Linked DNA regions of Homo sapiens: region 2 is linked to region 1. A link is an interaction called in ENCODE POLR2A ChIA-PET data of the cell type or tissue named here. Cell type or tissue: OCI-LY7. All regions are shown on one strand. Each heading gives the region's core, and the rest is flanking DNA. Links, peaks and the distances in the headings are about the cores only. Region 1 has its middle 39 kb from the start of EYA3. Region 2 overlaps RPA2 (replication protein A2).

Evidence for each region. Peaks named below come from ENCODE experiments on the same cell type or tissue, not always from the same donor. Only the 100,000 strongest peaks of a DNase experiment are listed, where the experiment ranks them.
Region 2: POLR2A ChIA-PET joins it to region 1 with 9 read pairs; 2 of 35 experiments call an interaction of 5 or more read pairs at or near these places.

The regions. Positions count from the first base shown.
Region 1 is chr1:28,123,919-28,132,253 of GRCh38, reverse strand. No RefSeq gene overlaps it. Among named protein-coding and RNA genes, the nearest start is that of EYA3, 39 kb to the right of the region's middle. In OCI-LY7, for the core only: no CTCF peak of the experiment used is centred there; DNase peaks (open chromatin) are centred at 4,113 and 4,433; H3K4me3 peaks cover 1,593 bases; H3K27ac peaks cover 1,780 bases.
Region 2 is chr1:27,893,879-27,902,213 of GRCh38, reverse strand. RPA2 (replication protein A2) reads left to right here. Exons shown (of 9, transcript NM_002946.5): 5 at 4,507-4,581; 6 at 5,093-5,209; 7 at 7,817-7,924; 8 at 8,108-8,202. Among named protein-coding and RNA genes, the nearest start is that of RPA2, 17 kb to the left of the region's middle. In OCI-LY7, for the core only: no CTCF peak of the experiment used is centred there; no DNase peak of the experiment used is centred there.

The DNA of each region.
Region 1 (8,335 bases), core at 183-8,182:
AGGTGTAAAAATGAGTGGCACCACAGTTCCAAGAAATCTTCACCTTTTTCCAGGAATCTTAATGAATATTCAACCTCTTGGTTAAAGAAACCCATAAAGGTAGAAACCTCAAACTCTACTGTGTGGCACTTTCTCTTGAGTCCACCCTTACTCCCCTCTCCTGGGTGTGTACTTTTCACTTTACAATAAATCGCCCTACTTTCACTGTTTTTTTAAGATAGGGTCTCCCTCTGTTGCCCAGGCTGGAGGGCAGTGGGGTTATCTTGGCTCACTGCAATTTCCACCTTCTGTGTTCAAGCAATTCTCCCACCTCAGCCTCCTGAGTAGCTGGGACCATAGGTGTGCACTACCACACCCAACTAATTTTTGTATTTTTAGTAGAGACAGGGTTTCACCATCTGGCCCAGGCTGGTCTTGAACTCCTGGCCTCGAGTGATCCGCCTGCCTCAGCCTCCCAAAGTGCTGGGATTACAGGCATGAGCCACCACGTCCAGCCTACTTTCACTGTTTTTTGATTCATCCTTTAATTCCTTCTTGTGATGGGGTCAAGAACCTGGACACTGGCCGGGGTTGAGGTCCCACTGACATTTGGGGACCTCCCTTAGCCCACGGGTATCACCCCTGGCTAAGCCTCCCAAGTATCTAGGATTACAGGTATGCACCACCATGCTCAGCCAATTTTTTTTTTTTTTTTTTTTTTTTTTGAGACGGAGTCTCGCTCTGTCACCCAGGCTGGAGTGCAGTGGCGTGATTTCGGCTCACTGCAACCTCTGCCTCCCGGGTTCACGCCATTCTCCTGCCTCAGCCTCCCGAGTAGCTAGGACTACAGGCGCCCACCACCACGCCCGGCTAATTTTTGGTATTTTTAGTAGAGTCAGGGTTTCACCGTGTTAGCCAGGATGGTCTCGATCTGACTTCATGATCCGCCTGCCTCGGCCTCCCGAAGTGCTGGGATTACAGGCATGAGCCACCACGCAGGGCTCAGCTAATTTTTTTTTAAACTTTATTATATGTAGAGACTGGGTCTCATTTTGTTTCTCAGGTTGATCTTGAACTCCTGCGCTGAAATGATTCTCCCACCTCAGCCTTCTAAAGTGTTGGGATTACAGGCACGAGCCACTGCAAGTCACATGACTAAGCCCAGAATCAGAGCACCGCGAAGTTTTGTGACAAAGGGTGTGGATACAGAGAAAGGTGAAGAATCGGTGCCACTTGTGCAATCTACAAGGGAATAGTTCATGCCAATAAAAGGAGCCAATGTCTACAACAGACATCAAAACCCAAGTTCTCTCCATGTTTCACACCACCTGGGACCCAGCTGAAGGAGCAGTTCTTGAGGAGAGGCCTCTGTCCTCACTCAAGGGATTCAGTAGAATGTCAGCTCCACGAGAGCTGGCGCCTTCATTCTCTGTTGTCGTTTTTTGTTTTTTACCTTGCCTTTATTTCAGACAAGATTTTATCTGTTTATGTAACCTCAGTGCCTAGAACAGTGCCTGATACATAACAGGTGCTTAAAGAACACTGGTTAAATGAAAATTAACTTGTGAACTTACCTTAGGCATCTAACCAAGGTATCTCCCTTTTTGTGGGGAGGCTGGGTGGTATGGAGAAAAGGACCTAGATTTGGAGGAAAAAAACAAAATGAGTTAGAATCTGGGCTTCATTAACTCTGGGTGATCTTGAGCAAATTGTTCAACTCCCTGAGCCTCAGTTTCCTACAGTGGAAACCTTTTGCGGTGACTTTTCAGTGCATCCTCCCCATCTTTCTGGTAATCGTCCCTGCCGTTGTCACATGATTGATACGATGGGGCTTCTATAACTATGTGAATCTGTGTCCCTCAACCCTGCCCGACTGATTGGATTAGGGGTATGGATGGATCTGACTCGCACTGGCCCATCAGAGTCCCTTTCCTGGGAATCTGGAATTCCAGGTTCAGTCTTAAATAGGGGAGATAGGAACTCAGGAGCTGCCTATGACCATTTTCTGCCACAGAGTGCTGATATGCAGCAAGAGAGAAGGATAAAACCCCCATTCCAGGTTATTCCTTAGGCATAACTAGGTAATCACTAGATGACCAGCTAGGCATAGCTAGGTAATCACTGGTGAAATGGTTATGGGCACAGTCTCTGGCGCCAGACTACCTTGGTTCAGATTCTGGCCTTGCCACTTAGTAGCTGTGTGACCCTGGGTGAGTCATTGAACTTCTCTGTGACCTGGTTCTCATCTGTAAAATGGGAGTGACATTATCATCTACTGCATGGGGTTGCCCTAAGGATTAAGTAAAAGGCATAGAATAATACCTGACACACAGTGAGTACTAAGTAAACATTATCTTTTGTGTGTGTGTGTGTGTGTGTGTGTGTGTGTGTGTGAGATGGAGTCTGGCTCTGTCACCTAGGCTGGAGTGCAGTGGCACAATCTTGGCTCACTGCAACCTCTGCCTCTCGGGTTCAAGCGATTCTCCTGCCTCAGCCTCCCGAGTAGCTGGGATTACAGGCATGTGCTACCACGCCTGGCTAATTTTTGCATTTTTAGTAGAGACAGGGTTTTGCCATGTTGGCCAGGCTGGTCTTGAGCTCCTGACCTCAGGTGATCTGCCCGCCTTGGCCTCCCAAAGTTCTGGGATTACAGGTGTGAGCCAACGCGGCCAGCCAGTACTGGGTATTTTCATACTTCCCATTCTTCTTGCCCTCTGTTCCCCAGAATCTGGTCATCTTCATCCACCTTGGCTGGGCTGGGGCTGACTATGGGAGATGGTGCCTCTGGGGTGGAGGCACTGTCTTTCCAAGGTGAGTCTGATCTGTTTGACAAGGTTCTTAGAACCACACACCTTGACACCTCATTCTGCACTCAGGAGAGTGAATCATCCATCTTGAGTGCCTTTCCCCAGGAAGATTTCACCCCTGGATGCACTCTAGGTTTTCTCGTTGCTGGGAACATGACTCAGGGCACAGTGGCCCTTGTGGGTGGAACAGAAGCTTGAGCCCAGTTTTCCTCATTTGTATCCTGCTGTGCAATCCCTTCCCTGGTCCCCTTGTGATCTACACAGGAAGGAAGGAAAGGTGTGCTATGGGCTTAAGGGAACAGAGGGCAAGAGTCTTGGAGATGTGAATGGAGCCTCTTGTTTCATGTGCTAACATCCCAGGGCAGAGAACAAGTCCGTGATGAGGAGTTTTCTTCCCCTGAGTCTGCTTCCTCAGCCTTCCCAGCCCCTTCCTTCGAGGTCTCTCCTGTCAGCCCACCCAGTTTACATCCTGGACCAAGCCCAGCAAGGGCGTGGGTGTGGTTAGGTGGGGTGGGAGATTCCAGGACCATTTTTATTTTTTGTTTTTTTGAGATGGAGTCTCACTCTGTCGCCCAGGCTGGAGTGCAGTGGCGCGATCTCAGCTCACTGCAACCTCCGCCTCCCGGGTTCAAGTGATTCTTCTGCCTCAGCCTCCTGAGTCAGCCTCCTGAGTAGCTGGGATTACAGGCACACACCACCACACCCAGCTAATTTTTTTTGTATTTTTAGTAGAGACGGGGTTTCACCATGTTGGTCAGGCTGGTCTTGAACTCCTGACCTCGTGATCTGCCTGCCTTGGCCTCCCAAAGTGCTGGGATTACAGATGTGGGCCACCGCGCCCGGCCCCAGGACCAGTTTTGCCTCCTGTATCCATTTGCTTCTGGTCTGGTGGACAGGAGGGTGATCCCTAGAAAGGGGCAAGATATTGTCATGGTCTGTGATCTTGCCCCTTTTCTCCTGTGGGGAAAGCCGTTGTGGACACAGAAAAGGCCATGGAGTGGGGAGGGAGAGCATCAGGAAGAATAGCTAATGGAGGGGGGGCTTCATACCTAGGTGATGGCTTGATCTATGCAGCAAACCACCATGGCACATGTTTACCTGTGTAACAAACCTGCACATCCTGCACATGTACCCCAGAACTTAAAGTTGAATTACAAAAAAAAAAAAAAAAAAAGGAAAAGGCCATGGAGTATTGGAGGGTACTTCTGGAAACCCACAAATCACAATGCTGCCGTCTTCTTCTTCTCCCATGCTGCTATGGTCCTTGACTGAGATTCTGCCTCAATTTTTCTATTTAGTTCTCCAGTTGTGACTGAACATAGCCTCAGACTTTGCATATTACCTGCCTCTTAGCTGCCTCGGTTAAAGACCTGCTAAGGCTATACCATGTTCCCACTCCTCCTTGGATCCCAAACCTAGGGCTGTCTGATTTCCCAGAAAGTGCCTCTGGAGATAGGTCAGTGTCCTCTAGGCTCAGCGGTCAAACATCCTCCCCATCTCCACCAGCCCAACATTCCCCATGCCTGAATTGACTTCAGTTACTATATTTTGAGTCTTTCTTAAAGAGACAGCCTGAGGAAGGAGCATGGACTCTAGAATCAGACATGCTGGGCTAGAATTCTGGGACAGTGATCACTTGTTGTCTGACTGAGTTGACCACTTCCCCTTTCTTAGTATCAGTTTCCACACTTGTCAAAGAGTCTATTGATCTCCTATCTTGAAGATGAGAGGCTTTAATGAGACAACCAATCTACAGTAACTAGCACATTGTAGAGGCTTGAGAAGTGGCCATCCATGCCCCTTCTCCATACACTACTGTAGAAGGAAGAAGAATTCTGTATCTTCATTGTTCCTCAATGATTTAAACCCTCCCTTGCCCTACAGCTGTTGAGCCATGGGAAAATTACTTTATTCCTTGTAGTCCCAGTTTCCCCATTCAGAATACAAGGAGTAAAATAGCATATCCCTCCTAGAATTGTTTTGAGGATTAAATGAGATTATTTGTGTTGAGTGTATAACATAGAACCTGCTACAAAGTAAGTGCTCAAAACACGTGACATGCAAGTCATTTCCAGGTTTTTGCTACTTTGTTTCCCCTTTATTATAATTTAGTTATAATAAAGTTCTGGGAAAGGAATTACCACCCGGTGAAATATATTGCCAAAGTTCTTTTTGAAGGGTTGTGACAGTTACACCACCACCAGCAAATTATGTAAATACTAGTTTTGTCATATCCTTGCCAGCACTGACTGTTATAATTATTTTTAGTTTTTACTAATATATAAGGTGCCTCATAGCTGACTTACTTTTTGTCCCTTTAATAGCAAAGGTGGACAGGTTGTGCTGGTCAGCAAAAGTTTATTGGAACTGGGGAGGAATAATTTTCTTTGAAGAGGGAACTTAGGAAGAGAAAAACACACACAAACTTTGTAAATATCTTGAAAATTGAGGATGTTGCTCTTCCTGTCAACTGCTGCTACTTCTCTTTTCTGAGATATACAGTTCTATATATTTTGTTCAGTTCCCTTAGCTTTGACACTTGTAGATCTGGAATGTGGAAGTGCCCCAGAATGATCATGATTTAACGTTTGAGATAAACTTTTGATGAAATTTCAGATCAATTCCTACGTCCTTTGGAAGATACGTTTTATCATGACTTTATAATTCAGAAGAGAAACTTTAATTTCTGTAGAAAATTATAAAAGATGGTGAGACTAAGTTTCTCTCTATATATAAAATGAGAGGATTGGAAGATTGAGATGAAGTCATCTCCTAAGGGACCTACATTTAAAAGCAATCAGCTTCATGGACCTGAAAGGACCTTCAAGGGCTTGACTGGCAAAACATGTCTTGGAAAGAGGATGAATTCACCCAAGACCAAGAGAGGCTGAGGAAAGGAGGTGTGAAACTCGTCTCCGGGGTAGGCAGAATAATGTGGAGGAAGGAGGGGGAAATATTCAATGTCACCTTCCCAGGTTTAAATCCCAGGTCAGCTACTTCTTGGTTGTGGAAACTTGAGCAAAACAATGCCTTGACCACTCTGAGCCTCAGTGTTCCAATCTGCAAATGGGGTAATACCACTTGCCTTGCATGACCTTGAGAAGATTCAATGAGCTATAGTACATAAGGTAGCTATTGCAGTGCCTTCCATGGAAAAGTGCTAAATAAGAATGATTGCTAACATTTATTAATAAGCCAGACACGACTCTAAATGCTTTACATCTATTAACTCTATGAGGTTAGGAATATTAATAATCCCATTTTAAAACCAGAAAGGCCAGGTGCAGTGGCTCACACCTGTAATCCTGGCACTTTGGGAGGCTGAGGAGGGTGGATCATGAGGTCAGGAGTTCAAGACCAGCCTGGCCAAGATGGTGAAAACCCGTCTCTACTAAAAATACAAAAAATTAGCCAGGTGTGGTAGCGGGCGCCTGTAATCCCAGCTACTTGGGAGGCTGAGGCAGAGAATTGCTTGAACCTGGGAGGCGGAGGTTGCAGTGAGCCGAGATCACACGATTGCACTCCAGCCTGGGTGACAGAGCAAGACTCCGTCTCCAAAAAAAAAAAAAAAAAAAAGACTAGAAAACTGGGGCATAGAGAGACTTAAGTCGCTTGCTTCTGGTTACATAGTTAGTAAGTGGCAGGGTGGGGATTCTGAACCCCTATACTATTCTGCCCATACTCTGAGGACAGTTCTAGACAAGAGGGTGTGGCTGGCTTAGGGAGGATTCAGTATGCCATCAACCCTAGGAAGCCCACTGATGGAAAGGAATGGTGGAAAATGATCTGCCAGGAAAAAAAAATGCTGATAATGGGCTCGAGTACAGAACCAGGTGGTACTATACGATTCTCAATGTCTTGCTTGTTCATCCCAGGAATCTGGTTGATGGCAGGGAGTTAAGAATCCAAGAGACGGGAACTGGAGCCAGAGTAGACCAGAAGCCAGAGATTCATTGCCCTCCATCCTCAACTACATGCTGAAATACTAGAGGGACTCTTGTTTCTCACTCTCCAAGGGCTGTGAGTTCAAGCTAATTGTATTTAACTTCACAAGAATTAGTCTTTTTTTCCATCTTAGCAACTCCTTGCTTTTTTCCTTCATTAGATTATCACTTGCATTGCTTCGCGTTTTTCTTCTTTGGCATTTTTACTTGTTACTGTCTGTCTTTCTTACTAAAATATAAACTCCATGGAGGCGGGGAACATATCTGTCTCTGTCATTGTTGTATCCCTAGCTTCTGACAGATGCTAGGTGTTTAAGAAATATTAGGCCGGGAGCAGTGGTTCATGCCTGTAATTCCAGCACTTTGGGAGGCCGAGGTGGATGGATCACCTGAAGTCAGGAATTTGAGACCAGCCTGGCCAACATGGTGAAACCCTGTCTCTACTAAAAATACAAAAATTAGCTGGGCGTGGTGGCGGGCACTTGTAATCCCAGCTACTCGGGAGGCTGAGGCAGGAGAATCACTTGAACCTGGGAGGCAGAGGTTGCAGTGAGCCGAGATCGTGCCATTGCACTCCAGCCTAGGCGACAAGAGCGAAACTCCGTCTCAAAAAAAAAAAAAAAAAATACATACATACATACATACATATTAATGGAGGCCAGGTGTAGTGACTCATGCCTGTAATCCCAGCACTTTGCTGTAATCCCAGCACTTTGCTGTAATCCCAGTGCTTTGGGAGGCCGAGGTGGGTGGATCCCTTGAGGTCAGGATTATAGGCCTGAGCCACCACACCCGCCGAGTATTGGCTATATATTTTAGCACCTCTTTTTTTTTTTTTTTTTTTTTTTTTTGTGATGGAGTTTTCTTCTTATAGCCCAGGCTGGAGTGCAATGGCAGGATCTTGGCTCACTGGGTTCAAGAGATTCTCCTGCTTCAGCCTCCTGAGTAGCTGGGATTACAGGCGTGCACCACCACACCTGGCTAATTTTTGTATTTTTAGAAGAGACGAGGTTTTGCCATGTTGGCCATGCTGGTCTCGAACTCCTGACCTCAGGTGATCCACCCACCTCAGCCCCCCAAAGCACTGGGATTACAGGCATGAGCCACCGTGCCCAGCTGGCACCTCTTACTATGATCTCTACCTCTTATCTAATGTTGTAGGTACAACTGGAGGTGACATATGATTTAAGCATTTTTCCCACATCATAAAATAAATCTTGGACTGCTGGCCGGGCGCGGTGGCTCACGCCTGTAATCCCAGCACTTTGGGAGGCCGAGACGGGCGGATCACGAGGTCAGGAGATCGAGACCATCCTGGCTAACATGGTGAAACCCCGTCTCTACTAAAAATACAAAAAATTAGCCAGGCATGGTGGCGGGCGCCTGTAGTCCCAGCTACTCGGGAGGCTGAGGCAGAAGAACCGCTTGAACCCGGGAGGCGGAGGTTGCAGGGAGCCGAGATCACGCCACTGCACTCCAGCGTGGGGGACAGAGCGAGACTCCATCTCAAAAAAAAAAAAACAAACAAAATCTTGGACTGCTTCCTTTGAAAATTCTCCTGAAGAAATGTTACCCACAGGAGGTTTGTTAATTCCTGTGTGTATT
Region 2 (8,335 bases), core at 109-8,108, 230 kb after region 1:
TCGGGAGGCTGAGGCAGGAGAATTGCTTGAGCCTGGGAGATGGAGGTTGCAGTGAGTCAAGATTGCGTCACTGCCCTCTAGCCTGGGCATCAGAGCAATATTCCATCTCAGAAAAAAATAGTCTTTTCAGTGAAAATTTTGTCATTTTTTTATGTGTATTTCTTTGGTTTTAGCCATATATATGTATTTTTTTTTTTACTATGTTTAATGTCAATTTGTGGGGTTTTTGTAAATTTTCTCTTTGATTCCCCTTCCCCTAACAGTGTTTTTGTTTGCAAGAACTTGAAAATGATTATAGTGACCTCTTATAATGAGGCCAGGCACAGTGGCTCACACCTGTAACTTTAGCACTTCAGGAGACTTAGGCAGGAAGATCACTTGAGGCCAGAATTTCAAGACCAGCCTGGGCAGCATGGGAAGACCCTATCTCAAAAAGAAATAATTTTGAAAAATAAATTGTGCAGTTTTTTCTAGTTTACCTTTCGGAAGCTTCTACTAGTCCCAAAGTTTGTTTTTTTTGTTTGTTTGTTTTAGTTAAAAAATACTTTATGGTGGCTGGGCGCGGTGGCTCACGTCTATAATCCCAGCACTTTGGGAGGCCGAGGCGGGAGGGTCACCTGAGGTCAGGAGTTCAAGACCAGCCTGGCCAATGTGGTGAAGCCCTGTCTACTAAAAATACAAAAATTAGCCAGGTGTGGTTGTGGGCACCTGTAATGCCAGCTACTTGGGAGGCTGAGGCAGGAGAATCGCTTGAACCCAGGAGGTGGAGGTTGCAGTGAGCTGAGATCGCGCCATTGCACTCCAGCCTGGGCAACAGGAGCGAAACTGTCTCTCAAAAAAAGAAGAAAAAAAAAAACTTTATGGCTAACAAATTGTAATAATCAGTTATCCGAACCCTCAGCAATTCATAATGTTTTTGCTAGTGGACATTCTTGCCTCACTGTTGATGGCTGCTGACTGAGGAGGGTGGTAGTTGGCTGAAGGTTGAGCTGGCTGTGGCAATTTCTTGAAATAAGACAACAAAGTTTGCCTGAGTAACTGAGTCTCCTTTTCACATAAAATTTCTCGATATTATATCATGCTGTTTGATAGCATTTTACTTACAGTATAACTTCTTTCAAAATTGGATTCAATCTCAAACCCTGCTACTGCTTTCTCAACTAAACTTATGGAGTAGTCTAAATCCTTTATTGTCGTTTTAACAATGTTCACAGCATCTTCACTAGGAGGAGATTCCATCTCAAGAAACCAGTTTATTTGCTCATCCATGAGAAGCAACTCCTTTGAGAGGCCCAGGCGGCCAGATAGATCATTTGAGGTCAGGAGTTTGAGACCACCCTGGCCAGCATGGTGAAACCTCGTCTCTACTAAAAATAAAAAATTTAGCTGGGCATGGTGGTACATGCCTGTAATCCTGGCTACTCGGGAGGGTGAGGCAGGAGAATCACTTGAACCTGAGAGATGGAGGTTGCAGTGAGCCAAAATTGTGCCACTGCCCTCCAGCCTGGGTAACAGAGTGAGGCTCAGTCTCAAAAAAAAGGAAGCAACTCCTCATCCACTCAAGTTTTACCATAAAGTTACAGCAATTCAGTTATATCTTTAAGCTCCATTTCTAATTCCAGTTCTCCTGCTATTTCCACCACATCTGCTGTTACTTGCCCCACTGAAGGTGGAGGTAGCAGTGAGCCCAGATTGTGCCATTGCACTCCAGCCTGGGTGACAGAGCGAGACCTTATCTCAAAAAAAAAAAAAAAATCTTAAGCAGCCACCCAATATATACTTCAGATTAAAAAAGAGCTGTTGGCCAGGTGCGGTGGCTCATGCGTGTAATCTCAGCACTTTGGGAGACTGAGGCAGGTGGATCACTTGAGGCCAGGAGTTTGACACCAGCCTGGCCAATAAGGTAAAACCCCGTCTCTACTAAAAATGCAAAAACTAGCCGGGCACAGTGGTGCATGCCTGTAATCCCAGCTACTCAGGAGGCTGAGGCAGGAGAATCACTTGAACCCGGGAGGCACAGGCTGCAGTGAGCCGAGATCCCACCATTGTAATCCGTCCTGGATGATAAAACGAGACCTTATCAAAAAACCAAATAAATAAATCTCAGCTGGGTTCGGTGGCTGACGCCTGTAATCCCAACACTTTGGGAGGCGGAGGCGGGTGGATCACCTGAAGTCAGGAGTTCAAGACTAGCCTGGTCAATGTGGCAAAACCCTGTCTATTAAAAATACAAAAGCCGGGCACCGTGGCTCACGCCTGTAATCCCAGCACTTTGGGAGGCCGAGGCGGGCGGATCACGAGGTCAGGAGATCGAGACCATCCTGGTTAACAGGGTGAAACCTTGTCTCTACTAAAAATACAAAAAATTAGCCGGGCGTGGTGGCGGGCGCCTGTAGTCCCAGCTACTAGGGAGGCTGAGGCAGGAGAATGGTGTGAACCCATAAGGCGGAGCTTGCAGTGAGCTGAGATCCCACCACTGCACTCCAGCCTGGGCGACAGAGCGAGACTCTGTCTCAAAAAAAAAGAAAAAAATTGTTCATATTATTTCTATGGTTTCTTTTATTATAATTAAACCTATGATCTACATGGAATATATTTTGATAAAAGGAGTTGAGGTAGAGATCTTTTCTCAAGTGGATTCAAAATGTTGTATATGGGAATACAATTGTTTTGTTTGTGTGGTTTTTTTTTTTTTTTTTTCTTTTTTTTTTTGAGATAGAGTCCTGCTCTGTTGCCCAGCCTGGAGTGCAGTGGCACAGTCTCTCACTGCAACCTCTGCCTCCTGGGTTCAAGTGATTCTCCTGCCTCAGCCTCCCGAGTAGCTGGGACTACAGGCACCCACCACCACACCTGGCTAATCTTTGCATTTTTAGTAGAGACAGGGTTTCCCTGTTAGCCAGGCTGGTCTCGAACTCCTGACCTCGTGATCCGCCCGCCTCAGCCTCCCAAAGAGCTGGGATTACAGGCGTGAGCCACTGTGCCCACCCTTTTTTTTGTATTATTAACAGAGGCAGGGTTTCACCACGTTGGCCAGGCTGGTCTCGAACTCCTAACCTCAAGTGACTTGCTCGCCTTGGCCTCCCAAAATGCTAGGATTACAGGCATGAGTCACTGCACCTGGCCAGAGTTTTTATTTTTAAGCATATATTTTCTAGTTTTTTGTTTGTTTTTAGAGACGAGGTCTCACTATGTTGCCCAGGCTGGTTTCAAACTCCTGAGCTCGAAGGATCCTCCTGCCTTGTCCTCCTAAAGTGCTAGGATAACAGGTGTGAGTCCATATACCCCGATATATTTTCAATTTTTTTTAAAGTAATACATTTTATGTAGTCAGAAAAGAACTTTAAAAATCAGCTAATGGGCCGGACACGATGGCTCAAGCCTGTAATCCCAGCACTTTGGGAGGCCGCGACGGGTGGATCATGAGGTCAGGAGATCGAGACCATCCTGGCCAACATGGGGAAACCCCGTCTCTACTAAAGATACAAAAAAAATACAAAAAAATTAACCAGGTGTGGTGGCAGGCGCCTATAGTCCCAGCTATTTGGGAGGCTGAGGCAGGAGAATCACTTAAACTTGTGAGGCAGAGGTTGCAATGAGCCGAGATCATGCCGCTCCACTCCAGTCTGGGTGACAGAGCAAGACACTTCGTCTCAAAAAAAAAAAAAAAAATCAGCTAATGTATTTTTCTTATAAATAATGTGTGCATATTCTAGGAAACTGATAAGTATTAAAATCGTTTTTAATTATCTTAGTCAACCATTATAAACAGTTTAGTGTGTATTGTCCCAAATGGGAAATCAGCTTTTTTCCATGTATCATGACTTGTTTTTCCAGGCAGTAAATAGAATTCTATGTTATCATTTGCAACAGTGTGGAGTATCCTATTATATAGAAATGTGTACTTTATGTTGGATATTTAGGTTGTTTTAAAATTTTTAATATTCTATACTATGATAAATCTAAATCTTAATGCATGTTCTTAATTACTTCCTTAAATTCCTAAAAGTAGAATTGCTTTGCCAATAAGTATATCCACCAGAAAATTGTGTGCCTGCCGGGCGTGGTGGCGGGCGCCTGTAATCCCAGCTACTGGGGAAGTTGAGGCAGGAGAATTACTCAAACCCTCCCTTGGGAGGCGGAGGTTGCAGCGAGCCAAGATCGTGCCACTGCACTCCAGCCTGGGTGACAGAGCGAGACTCCCTCTCAAAAAAAGAAAAAAGAAAATTGTGTGCCTAAGAGCTTGAACGAGAGTGTCACAATTGTTTGCTTTTTTATGATGTGCTACAGAACTTTGGAACTGATAATTACCTTTAGAGATATTTTTATTCTAATTCCTGGTTTTACAAAATAAGTTGTAAAAGGCAGGGCAAACTACTTAATGCCATTTTAGGATCCTTTAACTCTTCTACTTCGTAACTTTCTCTTTCTATACATAATATAGAAACGTTAAAGAGGCTTTTACCAGCATCACTAAAACTTTAATGACATGTTTGTATTTTATGTTAGGACACCAGCAGTGAAAACACTGTGGTTCCTCCAGAAACATATGTGAAAGTGGCAGGCCACCTGAGATCTTTTCAGGTAAAGTCAGAATAAAATAACAGTTAAAGTGTTTTTGCATGAAGCAGTTTCTAGATTCATGTCATGGCTTTTGGATAGTTAAAATACTTAAGTCTCCCTGTTTAATGGGAAGTTATTTCTTACTCTCTTCAAAAGGAAATAACTTTTCTTTTTTTTTTTTTTAACCTTAACATGAAATTAACAGAATGGTAAAGAAAGAACAGAATCTCCTTCTACAATTGCTATCTGTGGCGTTCATTAGTTGGAGAAAGGAGAACACTAGATTCGGAGTCAGGAGTCTAGATTTTGCTTGGTTATGCAATCTTGGGAAAATTATTAATGTCCCTTAGCTATTAGTTTTAGTTTTTTTTCTCCTCATGTTTGACCATATTTGGAATACCTCTGAGAGTATATAACATTTTTCTCATATTGGTGAAATATTAATATTATAACCAAGGAAAGAGCCACAGTGTTGACCTGAAATTAATGTATGTTCATATTTTATTCACATTTTTTTCCTTCATTTTAATAGAACAAAAAGAGCCTGGTAGCCTTTAAGATCATGCCCCTGGAGGATATGAATGAGTTCACCACACATATTCTGGAAGTGATCAATGCACACATGGTACTAAGCAAAGCCAACAGCCAGGTGAGTAGTCTCGCTTTCCTAGCTTTTTCTCTTCCCTGGAAGAACACAGGCTACTTTTGTGTTCCAGCTTTGATTTCCTTGATATTTTGAAGGCCGAGCCAGAGAAAGACATCACTAAGTCCTCAGAACACTTTCTCCATTAGCTTTGTCATTGTATTTTATTCCAGATGAAACACTCATGTTTCTCTCAGAATTAGGAGTTCCTCTGACTCCACTGGCCTGGACAGCTGAGGCCTGTGACAACCCTCAGGTGTAGACATGTAATTATAGGCTCTTAGCTCTTATATAGCTCTTAGCTCCAGGATTGTCAGTGCATACTCAGAGAGTAGTCCCCTTCAGGACAGCATTTTGCTGTCTTCCTTCCAACTTACTGGCTAAGTAGGAAAAATTATGTATTATTATTTTTTCCCTGAAATTATATTTCTTGGTTCATATTGAAATTTCTCCCTAGTATTTTCCATTGTGTGAATTCACTTTGACAAGTCCATCTAGGACCATGCAAAACTAGAGTTGACTGTAGTATTAGAAAGCCCTCAGGGCAAGGTGTGGTGGTTCATGGCCTGAAATCTCAGCACTTTGGGAGGCTGGTGTGGGGGCATCACTTGAGCCCAGTTCAAGACACCACGCTGGGCAACATAGGGAGACCCTGTCTCTACAAAAAAAATTAAAGAATTAGATGGGCTACTTGGAAGGCTGAGGTTGGGAGATCACTTAAGCCCAGGAGGTCAAGGCTGCATTGAGCTGTGATCGTGCCACTCACTGCAGCCTGGGCAACAGAGCAACCTTGTCTCAAAAAAAAATAAAGAAAAAGAAAAATATTTATTGCGCCTACTTTGATTTGATAGTCCCAATCATTCTAGTCGGCATTCGAGTATAGCAGTGAACACTATATACTTACATTCTTGGGAGAAACAAGTAATAAACAAAAATATATGTATAATTTTAGGTAGTTATATAGGTGCTCTGAAGTAAATAAAACAGGAGAAGAGGCTGATGGAGGGAACAAGAATGGTACAATTTTAGATGAGGAACATTCTAAACCAGAGGGACTAGGATGTGCAAGAGCCAGGAGTGTGGAGTAAGCATGACATCTCTGAAACCAGCAAGGCCAGTGTCTGGAGTGAAGTGAATGACAGGGGAGAGGGAGAGGGTTGTAGGCAAGGAGGCAGGGCCCAGATTATATGGGGCTTTGGAGGCCATGGTAAGGATTACCTTTACTCAAATTTTTAAAATTTTGTTTATTTGGGTTTTTTGTTTTTGTTTTTGTTTTTTTTGAGACAGAGTCTCGCTCTTTCGCCCAGGCTGGAGTGCAGTGGTGCGATCTCGGCTCACTGCAAGCTCCGCCTCCCGGGTTCACGCCATTCTCCTGCCTCAGCCTCCCGAGTAGCTGGGACCACAGGCGCCCACCACCACACCCGGCTGCCACCACACCCGGCTAATTTTTTGTATTTTTAGTAGAGAAGGGGTTTCACCGTGTTAGCCAGGATGATCTCGATCTCCTGACCTCGTGATCTGCCCGTCTCAGCCTCCTTTCAAAGTGCTGGGATTACAGGCATGAGCCACCACGCTTGGCCCTTTTTTTCGAGACAGTGTCTCACTCTGTCACTCAGGCTGGAGTGCAATGGCGTGATCTCGGCTCACTGCAGCCTCCGCCTCTCGGGTTCAAGCAATTCTCCTGCCTCAGCCTCGCCAGTATCTGGGATTACAGGTACGCACCACCATACCCAGCTAATTTTTGTATTTTTAATACAGGCGGGGTTTCACCATGTTGGCATCCGGTTAGCAGTCCGGCTGGCAATGAGGATTTGTGGCCTAGGAGGCGGTCTGGGATGAGATCCTGGGGACACTGTCAGCTTTTTGGGAGACAGATAGAAGAGGCTAATGAGGGATACTGAGAAGGTTCAGTTTGAGAGGCAGATGGAGAACCAGAAGAATGTGGTGTCAAGAAGCCCAGGGAGGAATACATTTCAAGAGGAGTGTGGTCAGCAGTGTCTGCTTCCGAGAGGTCAAGTATTAGGAGGACTGAAAGAGACTTTTGGATAATTGGTTGAAAAGTCTTTGGTGACTTTGGTGAAAACAGTTTCAGAGGTGTACTGGGGGACAACCCAAATATGGTGGGCTGAGGAGTGACTGGGGAGAAAGGAAATGAAAATAGTGATTGCAGAGCATTTTAAGAATTTGGTGGTTAAAAAAAAAGAAAGAAAGAGAGGACGATAGGGACTGTGTCTCCTTTTCTCTGCCTGTGGTGCTTCATGCCTATTGACACTCAGTGAATGCTTGAATGATTGGGCTCCATGGATACCAAAATAGCAGACTCTGGGTAATTTTCTTCTTGCTGCTACTCTTCTCTGGTTCGTCTGACATCACAAACAAAAGGAGCCAAGAGTATCTTTCTCTTTTTGATATTTATGTGCTTCGGGGAGTTACTTTATCTTCCTGTGAAATACTCATTAGATAATAGCTGTCCACTCCAATGTAAGCAGTGTTATAAACTGGGAAACTGTTTATAAATTGTTTTTTGTAAGCTGCTTAACGAGCTATTTTAAGTAGTAAAGACTGTTTAACTTGATGGATTTTCTAATATTGCTAACTTATTTCTTAATTCAGCCCTCAGCAGGGAGAGCACCTATCAGCAATCCAGGAATGAGTGAAGCAGGGAACTTTGGTGGGAATAGCTTCATGCCAGCAAATGGCCTCACTGTGGCCCAAAACCAGGTAACCTCCACCAGAGTGGCTTCAGAAATACAAAACACAGATAGTCTTAAATTTTGTTACTTCCTTAATGAGCTACGACTGTTTAAGTACCTGGTTCATTTCTTTTCTATAAAGGGACTCAGGTTTGCAAAGGGGAGGCTGATCCAAAATAATTGCTAAAATCTTTCTGATTTGAATCTTCAGGTGTTGAATTTGATTAAGGCTTGTCCAAGACCTGAAGGGTTGAACTTTCAGGATCTCAAGAACCAGCTGAAACACATGTCTGTATCCTCAATCAAGTAAGTATTTGATTTTCATGAGCTCAGGCTCTGGCATTGTACCTATTTCACCTCACAAGGGTTTCCTGATAGTGAGAAGTGGGTTTAAAAAGTAAAACTTGGCAGCCGGGCATGGTGGCTCACGCCTGTAATC